Regions from separate parts of the Homo sapiens genome. Here region 1 is linked to region 2. Evidence: chromatin loops called from intact Hi-C (ENCODE). Cell type or tissue: mammary epithelial cell. All regions are shown on one strand. Links, peaks and the distances in the headings refer to the core of each region. The heading gives the core; the rest is flanking DNA.

Evidence for each region. A loop is a pair of places that touch in the nucleus more often than their neighbours do. Peaks named below come from ENCODE experiments on the same cell type or tissue, not always from the same donor. Only the 100,000 strongest peaks of a DNase experiment are listed, where the experiment ranks them.
Region 1: a loop joins it to region 2, with 4 times the contacts of the local background. A loop is called at or near these places in 1 of 110 quality-filtered maps.

What each region holds. Positions count from the first base shown.
Region 1 is chr2:129,076,327-129,080,998 of GRCh38, reverse strand. No RefSeq gene overlaps it. Among named protein-coding and RNA genes, the nearest start is that of LINC01854, 200 kb to the left of the region's middle. In mammary epithelial cell, for the core only: a CTCF peak has its summit at 2,190; a DNase peak (open chromatin) is centred at 2,258.
Region 2 is chr2:128,303,919-128,308,590 of GRCh38, reverse strand. The region is part of intron 1 of HS6ST1 (heparan sulfate 6-O-sulfotransferase 1); the gene reads left to right. Among named protein-coding and RNA genes, the nearest start is that of HS6ST1, 13 kb to the left of the region's middle. In mammary epithelial cell, for the core only: CTCF peaks have their summits at 2,036 and 3,131; DNase peaks (open chromatin) are centred at 2,160, 2,540 and 3,250; H3K4me3 peaks cover 810 bases; H3K27ac peaks cover 1,694 bases.

The DNA.
Region 1 (4,672 bases), core at 214-4,213, 770 kb before region 2:
AGGGCACCATGGAAGTGATACTCAGGGAGATTTTGTTATCCAGAGCCATGTGGGAGGTTTTCTCACACCAAAAGCGGATATAGGGAGTTAAACCAGAGATATGCTGCTTCATAAGTAAACACACAGATCTCCAGTACGTCAGCTCTTTTTTTCTGCTGTGGAGTTCTTCCCAGCCAAAATGGCCAATACAAAATAGATTATTGTTTTCTTCTCTTTTGTTCACTAAAATAATATTTAATTACTGCAATAGGAAGTACATCACGTGTTTCAAAATTTAAAAGTTAAAAAATATACAGTAAATATTCTCCCATTGATTTTCCTGCAAACATTCATTTCTTCTCTGAGCAACCAATATATTTTCTAACATTTTTTGAAATATTTAAATATTTTTAAAAAGATAGAATTTTTAACACTTCTCAGTTCTAAAATGTTTTTTAGGACGGAACAAAGATTTAGTGAACACCAGTTTGTGCAAGGATCTTTCTCATTTAACTACCACCAAGCTGGTACAAGGTTAGAAATGGTAACATGAAGTGATAGATGAGAGCTTTTAAATAGTAAATCGAGGTATCACACTAAGCCTTTATGATTTAAAAGCACCATGCATGGGTGTTTTTCCACCACCACTGGATAAAACAGAACAATTAAAGTCCCTTATTGGAAGCTTCCAGACACTGATTCCACCACCAGACCTTTAATCTGACAGGAACATCGATGTCCAGTGAAATCCAGAACTGCTTTCCTCCTTTGTTATGTGTTTTGGAGCAGTCTTAAGGAAGTGAGGTGTCTGTCCTGTGGCTCTCTCACAAACTGCACCTGCCATCCATCCCAGTGAGACTGTCCTTGGGCTACAGTGCCACTGGTCAGGCTCAAAGCGAGACATTGAATAAAGAAAGATGTTTGGTAAGCTGTGTTAGAATGACTGTCTGGCATCATTCAAATGACAATACACTTTGGAAACCAAATATGAATACTGACTTTTCCCTATATTGCCTGTGTGGTCATGTAGGAGGCACTCAGTCTTGCTGGGTTTAGTTTCCTCCTGTAACCTGAAGGGCTGGACCAATTGATGTCCACAATTTCCTTTAGGTCTCACTTTTTCACAGCAGCAGGGTAAAGATGTCCACTTAGCCTTCGGAAGAGGAGTGCTGTCCATTCAGAAAAGGCAGAATCTCCTGACAAGGAAGCTACAAGTCAAGGGTGGGACTATCTCCCCTTCACAGAATCAAGTTGACACCAGGGTGTTCACAGTTAGGAGTCCAAGATGGGAGTGCCCCCTTAGGATTTAGCTTGTCTGAAAATAAGTTTCCTGGAGTGAGGAGAAGTGGGGAAGGGGTTAAGTCAGGCATCCATTCAATAGCTGGTTTTATCTATTTTTTTCTGAAGCAAAACCACGGGTAGTGTAGAGAAAGATTTTTTTTTTTTTTTTTTTTTTTTTTGAGACAGAGTCTCACTCTGTCGCCCAGGCTGGAGTGCAGTGGCCTGATCTCGGCTCACTGCAAGCTCCGCCTCCCAAGTTCATGACATTCTCCTGCCTCAGCCTCCGAAGTAGCTGGGACTACAGGCGCCCACCACCACACTCCGCTAATTTTTTGTATTTTTAGTAGAGACAGGACTTCACCGTCTTAGCCAGGATGGTCTCGATCTCCTGACCCCATGATCCACCTGCCTCAGCCTCCCAAATTTTTGGAATTACAGGCATGAGCCACTGCACCCGGCCGACAAAGATTTAAGAATCAGACATGGGCCGGGTGCGGTGGCTCAGGCCTGTAATCTCAGCACTTTGGGAGGCAGAGGCGGGTGGATTACCTGAGGTCAGGAGTTCAAGACCAGCCTGGCCAGCACGGTGAAACCCCATCTCTACTAAAAATACAAAAATTAGCCAGGCGTGGTGGCATACGCCTGTAATCTTAGCTACTCAGGAGGCTGAGGCAGGAGAACTGCTTGAGCCCACGAAGCGGAGGTTGCAGTGAGCCAAGATTGTGCCACTGCACTCCAGCCTGGCTGACAGAGCAAGACTCTGTCTCAAAAAAAAAAAAAAAAAAGAAATCAGACCTGAATTCAAGTCCTGGCTCCACCCTACTTTTCCCACGTGAATTCTTCCAGCCTCAGCTATGTCAGCTGAAAATGAGAACTGGGTAAGCCTAACGAGGAAAGCTTTGTGCAGTGTGTGCCCACGGCATCTAGGATGTGCTCCTGCCTCTTGTGCACACTGGGTTCTCTGCTCCTGTGGACTCTGCTCTGGCATGTGACATTTGGTCCATGCCCCTGCTTGCCTGCCTCTCAGGCTTTGTTCACTCTGCTTCATGTGTATGCCTGCTTGGAATGAAGGACCTCACCTCTCAGGAAATGTCTTCATTCCCTGAGAAGGACCTCACCTCTCAGGGAAGACAGTGGAGAGCTGCTAATAAGTCCAGATATCTGGGCTCTGCCTCCAGGGGTTCTAATGTCACTGCCCTAGCACTGGGGTCATGCTGTGAGCTGAATGTTTGTGTGCCCCTCAGAATTCATATGTTGAAGCCGCAATCCTGAATGTGGTGGTGTTTGGATGCAGGGAAGTGATTAGATTTAGATGAAGTTTTGAGGATGGAGACCCCCTGATAGGATTAGTGTCCTTATAAGAAGAGGAAGAGAGACAGAGTTTTCTATCTTCCATACGAAGACACATCAAGAAGGCAGCTGTCTGCCAGCCAGAAAGCAAGCCCCTGCCGGACACCAAATCTGCCAGCACTTTGATCTTGGATTTCCCAGACTCCAGAACCATGAGAAATAGGCATTGCTTAAGCCTCCCAGTCTGTGATATTTTCTTATGGTAGCCTGAGCTGACTATGACCGGCCCCAGTGATTTGGCCCCAGTGATTCCTTTATGCAGCCACAGTGTGGTGGGAACCACAGCGGTAGGGCCTCTAAAGGTTCTCCGAAGGTAGACATCTGAATGAGTGCAGCTCTGTTCACCTGTGTGATAGCTAGATCCCAGGTGTAAATTAGCCTCATCGATCTTAGCAGTTGAATGCCATTCTCTGGGAGCCTAGGAGGAACAACAATAAGGAACCACAGTGACAGGGTTAAAGAGACAGCATACACAGAATTTAGCACCCTCCAGGAAAGCTGAGGACAATGGATTCCTCAGGGCTTGGGGAAAGGCACCAGCAACAATTTTACTGCTTTCTCTTGCATTTTAACTCATCAGAAATTCCAGACTACATTGGGTTTTCTATTAGGTACATGTACCTATTTATATATACATATATATATATATATATATATATACTTTTTTTCTCTTCTAATCTTTACAAGTATTAACCCAGGAGGTGGATATTACTATTCCTGCTCAGAAAGATGAATTAAGTTGTTGAAGATCATATGGGTAGAAGTTCAGAAGTAAGGATTCAGATATGGGTCTTTCTCGTTTCAAAATAGAAGCCCTTTCTGCCCTGTTACACCATGTTCTGATCGCAGAGCAGAAAACACAAATAGTTAAAACTTGTATGTTATATAAAGAAATAGAAATATTTTCTGCAACCAGTAACATCAGAGGTTTGAATTCTCACATTTCCAATGTTCTCAGTGAGTACAAGGGCACTTATAAAATTTTCAAATTCAAGATTCACATAGTTTTATTTTCCTTCTTGGATAAATATATCACTACAAACTGTTTTTGCGTATTCAAACATATGCCCAGAACTCCATTCAGCCTGGATTTGGTAGGTTTCAAAGTTCTTTTCATGCCCTACTTTCTGTAGGAGGTCTTTCATGATCCTTCAACCCATTTATAATTGTGTTTCATTATTGCATAGTTTTTAATGATGAGTTGCTGAATATACACATACACAATGGCCTTATACAGCAGCTGAACTCTGACCCAAAACCTTTGCAACAACCAGCCCAGAACAGTGAGGTACTGATTAGCCACTGGCATCTTCCCAAATCATTAGCCCTGCTTCCAACTCAGGACCAACCAGAGAAACCCAAATGTGCTCCCCAAACCAATCATATAGTGCCTTAGTCTGTTCAGGCTGCTGTAACAAAATGCTATAAACTGGCTGGGTTAGAAACAGAAATTTATTCCTTGTGGTTCTAGAAGTTGAAAAGTCCAAGATGAAGGTGCTGGCTGTCTGGTGAAGACGCACTTCTGATTCATAGCAGGTGCCTTCTTGTGTCCTCACATAGTGGAAGGGGTGAACAAGCCCCCTTGAGCCTCTTGTATACAATCACTACTCCTATTCCCAAGGGCTTGTCCTCAATCTAATCATCTCCCCAAAAGCCCCACCTCCTAATACCATTCCTTTGGAGGTTAGGATTTCAACATACACATTCGGGAGTATACGAATATTCAGATTATAGCACATAGGTTGTCCTGTGACTAGGTAGTCCACTTACAGACTCCCCATGCTGGCAGCCTCCAATCAGAGCACCCCTGAGTCTTCCTTGTTTTCCACTATAAAGGCTCCCACACCCCTGTCTGCCTTTGAGTCGGCTGCATGCAGGTTATGGTGGCTGACTTCCCTGCAGTGTAGCAAGCTCTGAGTAAATACTCTATTCTCATTTCAGTGATCTTCATTTATTTCCATAAAGAACTACAACTGAAGTGTTCATAAAATGCAGGAGATGCTGATATGCTTGGGGACTGGAGATTAGACTTTTGTTATTTTATCCTGACCCTCAGCTTTCC
Region 2 (4,672 bases), core at 350-4,349:
CCAGCAGCCAGGATGTAGAGACTGTGCACATCTGTCCTGGTGCCCAGGTCGTGAGACCCTGTGGGTGGCAGCCTGACCCCACCCCCAGCCATCTGAGAACCTCGAGACCCAACCAAGAGGAACCCAGGGTCAAGAGGAGGAAGGGGTGGATGCCACGTGATGCTGGCCCTGCACAGAGGCTCGCCTGGCTGAGGGCCCAGGCCTTGTTCCTCGGATGCAGTGGTTCCTCCCTTCCCTAGACCCCACCAGCTGCTATCACCCCCTACATGGTATCTCCAGGGGTGTAACTGGGGAGCCTTGTGGAGTTTCACCTCTGTTCCCACTGCAGGCTTAGCTGGGTGCGGCTCGCAGGTGAAGACCCCATGCACTGTGCTCCACCCCACCCCTGCCTCCCTGCAGCCTCGCTCAGCACCACTGTCCTGCGTTTCACATGTTTCCTGCCCTTGTGTTTATGCTTTCGCTGTAGATGTGTGTATTCCTTAAATGATACACAGTGCTGTTTTGATGTTACTAACTTTCCAGAACCCTTATCAAACTCTGCTTGACCTTCTGCAACTTGCCGTCTTCACTCAGCCTTGTTTTGAGATTTATCCCTGTTGGTCCCTGACATGCGTGTTTAATTCATTGACTGCTGGACTTAACATCAAGGTAGTCCAGACGGATCTCTGCTTGGTTCTAATGCAGCTGCGGGGAGCAATTCACTTTGGCCATCACAGTCCAGGTGCGGCCACGGTGCTCGCTCATGGTCCCTATGTGTCCCTAGGAGTGTGTCAGAGGGAGGTTCTCCTCACCACCATGCTGTGCCCGTGGTTCCCGATTGTTTGGGCGGGCACTCTTGGCTCATTTCTGCCAGGCCAGGAGCCAGGAAATGGGACCTCTGTGCTCTTAGTGCATGTTTCCCCATGGCAGAGAGATAGCATCTTACCATGTGTTTATCGGTCAGTGAGGTCTCTTCCACCGACCTGTTCACGTCTTTGGCCTGTTTTCCCCTACAGGGTTGTTTGTGCTTCGCGTATTGGTTCGTAAGCGTTCTTTATGTGTCCTGGTGCCAGGTTCCATGGGTAGCATGCTCCCCGCTTCTCTCCTCCTGTTCATCATTTCTCCATGTGTGGACTTGGGCCTGTGGCATCCCGGTGCCTGCACCAGGTAGGGCCAGGCTGGCCCAGGTACATCCCATCTTCCAGCTGAGTCACATGCCAAGAAGAGGTATGCCTGCTGACCTCTGAACCCCATGGGACCCTGCTGGTGGTGAGAGCTCAGCTGGGGGCTTGTTAGTGTGAGCAGGTGGACAGATGGCAGCTGACCAGCATCCTCCCTGCAGCGTGCACCCCCCAGGGCCTTCCCTGGAGATCCTCAGCAGTGCCCACGGTGGCACCTGCACAGCCCTGAGCCCAGGAAGGCCAGACAAGCAGACAGTTCCTCACGTGCCAGGGCCCCTCACAGCGATTTTGCCGCATGTGTTGGAGTCCCTTTGAGATTGAGTTGGAAGGAAACCCAACTAAAACCGCCTAAAACCAGAGCCTGGAACCCACGGCTCTGAAGTCACAGGGACCCCCCCACCCCAACTCCCAGTGAAAATCTGGGTGGGCGTTTCCCAGAGGGAAGCCTGCCTGTGTCACCCCCCAAGCCCGGCCAAAGAGCTGAATGTCCACGCCCTGTGCCTCAGCCTCCCCCCATGACAGTGACGACACTGCTGTCTGTGCCTCCAGCCTGGTGCCTGGCCCTGCCCTCACTCCCCAGGCCCCTTGGGCACCGTCTGCTGCGGGCGCACCCAGGGCTGTCCCTGTGGGGCACTGCTGTATGGATAAAGCTTTTCGCACCCCCTCAGAAAGGAGCATGGGGGTGGTAGCCCCCTCATCATCCCAGCCTTGGAATGTGCCCCCACCCCATGTGACCCCAGCCCCATATTTGCAGTACCCCTGCTGCCATGCCCCCACTGGCTTGGGACAGAAGGGCCTACACATCACCATCCACCTGAGAATTAGAAAGCGCCTTCTGCTGCAGGGCTTGCAGGAACAAATGTTTACAGCCCCTAGGCGGCAGGGGGAGCATCTCCCCTCTGAGTTATGAGCTTTAGAGGCTCCTGTGTAAATATTTACCTCTCTAGAGCATTGGTGACCGTGGGAGATCGGGATCTGTAAGCACTGAGGTTTTCTGTTTGCGTCATCGTGGCCAGGGTGGGGTGGGGGTGTCGTCCTGGAGCAGGGAGCCAGGCTGTGGAGCGTGCAGCTGCGTTCTCCCTGGAATCCTGGTCCACATTCCCTGGCAGAGAAATCTTCGCAGCGGCGCGGCCACGTCCTCCAGCCCGACCACAGTTGATGGAGGGAAAGCCAGGGAAGGCACTGTCCTGTGGAGTGACACCAGCGTGCTAGCCCTGCTGAGGAGCGGAGGCACAAAGGAGGGCATTCCTGTCCCGAGGGTGCAGTCTGGGAGCAGGGAGGGGCTGTGACAGTCTCATTCAGGCCTCACTGTCAGGGGCGCTGTTTTGCAGATGAGTAAACTGAGACTCAAAGAGCCTAAATAACTCATCACCTAAGGTCACCGGTGGCAGAGCTGGGATTCACACACAGGCCTGTGCCTGCAGGATTTCCCCCAAACTCCTCCCAGTGACAAGTCGCAGGCAGGTCACTCCCCAGAGTGGGGGAGCCAGGCGTGTGGCTCATGTCCGCCACAGTGCCTGCCTCTGGGAGGGTAACGCAGCTGCTCTGCGAGCAGGTGGGCTCGCCAGGGAGTCCAGGATGGTGCAGGGAACCTGGGCAGGTCCTGAGGGACTGCTGGCCCACCCTCCTCAAGGTCCAGCTGAATGAGTGGCCTGCTGGAAGCAGCTGTCACCAGGTGTGATGCTTCAGCTCCCCTGAGAGGATCAAGGGCAGGCAGAGCAGATGGTCTCCCGGGGGAGTTGAGAGGGTTGTGATGTCACCCGTAAGGAGAGGCTCTGCCCAGGCACTAAGCCGGGGAGAAGGTAGGCCCCAGAGTGAGAGTGGGTTCCAGCTCTGCCTGGAGAACAAGGGCCTCAGCCAGCCGGGCTCCAACCCTTGCCACAGCCTCCTTCCTTCCCGCCCACTGCAGACCCCAGGGCTCCCGGTTGGAGGGGCTCGGCCCCTCCTCTTCTGCCTCTGTTCCCTCCTGGCAGGCAGGAAGGTGAGCAGGTCTGAGCAGTTGGTTTAGCTCACGCAAGTCCAGGCAGGGCCGCTTGTCGGCACACGTCCTGAACCCTGCAAAAGTTCAGGCCTCCCAAGTCATGCTTTAAAACTGTCCAAGCAGGCCCATCGGGAAGCCAGGCCCAGCAAGGAGGGGTTTGTTACTCTGCTTTCCTGGAAGCTGGGCTGGCAACGTTCCCAGCAGAGAACATCATTCTTACAAAGTAGAGGGGTGTCAGGTTTCAGCCAAGTGGGTAAAAGGCAGGTATTGGGATTGGTGTGGCTGTTCCAGGACAGGAGCAAACCCCCATCCTTCAGCAAGTGGGTCAAATGGGGACCCAGGCAGGCAATGGGTCAGGCCAGCAAAGGCTGGAGAATCCAGAATGGAGAGCTTAGGAGGCCCTCATAGCAGGGAGCTGCCTCCTGCATGACACTGACCCTGTGCATTCCACACAGATCACAGGCACTGCCCTGGGCCACCAGGAAGGCCCTGGGGACCATGTTCCATGGGTTGCCACAGAGCCAGGGGATGATGGCCTGCAAGTGTGTGTGGGTGCTCAGTCACCCGCCCTCCCCAGTGCAGCCCAGCCCAGCTGCAGGAGAGGAAGGTAGCCATTCCTGAGTGTCATGAGATGCTGAGTGCTCCAGGGTGGGTCCTCTCACTGACCCAGTGAGGGCTGCCACTGCTGTGCGACACTGCTGTGAGCACTCTGATGGGACACAGTGTCACTGTCCCTGTTCTCTGGTACATGGGTGCCTCCATATCTTCCCAGTGGCAGAGGGTTTTTGGCCAGCATCTGACTACAGCGGCTGTGTGCATTGCTGCAGTGCTGGGCTCTCCCGAGAGGGGACCCACGGGCAGAGGTCACCAGCCAACCCAGGGACCTTTCTGGAGTCCTGTGCAGCTGTCCATTAGCAAGGCAGCCTCCGAGGGATGCCAGGGCCTTACAGTCTGTGACAGGTACTTGTTTCGTCCTCCTGCCCCTTAGCCAAAGACAGCTTAGTGCCCAGGCAGTGGTCCTGGTCCTGAGGGGCTAGAGGCCCTCCTCTCACCAGGCCTGTACCATGCACCATCTCTGTCCCTGGGGAGCACCCACACAGGGAGACCCAGTTTCTAAAGGCTCGGACACACTTCAAGAGGACGAGCATGGCTGGCAGCATCCCCCAGCGTAGGGGTCGGGGAGGGGGAGCTATATTAGGGTTCTCCAGAGGGACAGAACTTATAGGATATATAGAGACAGGTGAAAGAGGATTTATTGGGGGAATAGGCTTATGCAATTAGGGAGACTAAGATGACCCGAGATCTGCCATCTGCAAGCTGGAGAACCAGGGAAGCCAGCGAGCAGGCTTAGTCCAAGGCCAAAGGCCTGAGAACCTGGGGGCTGTGGTGTTAGGTCCCAGAGCCCAAAGGCCCGAGAACCTGGAGTTCTGATGTCCAAGGGCAAGAAGATGAGTGTCCCAGCTCCAGAAGAGAGAGGAGATTCACCCTTCCTCCACCTTCCTGTTCTGTTGAGGCGTGCGGTAGATTGGAA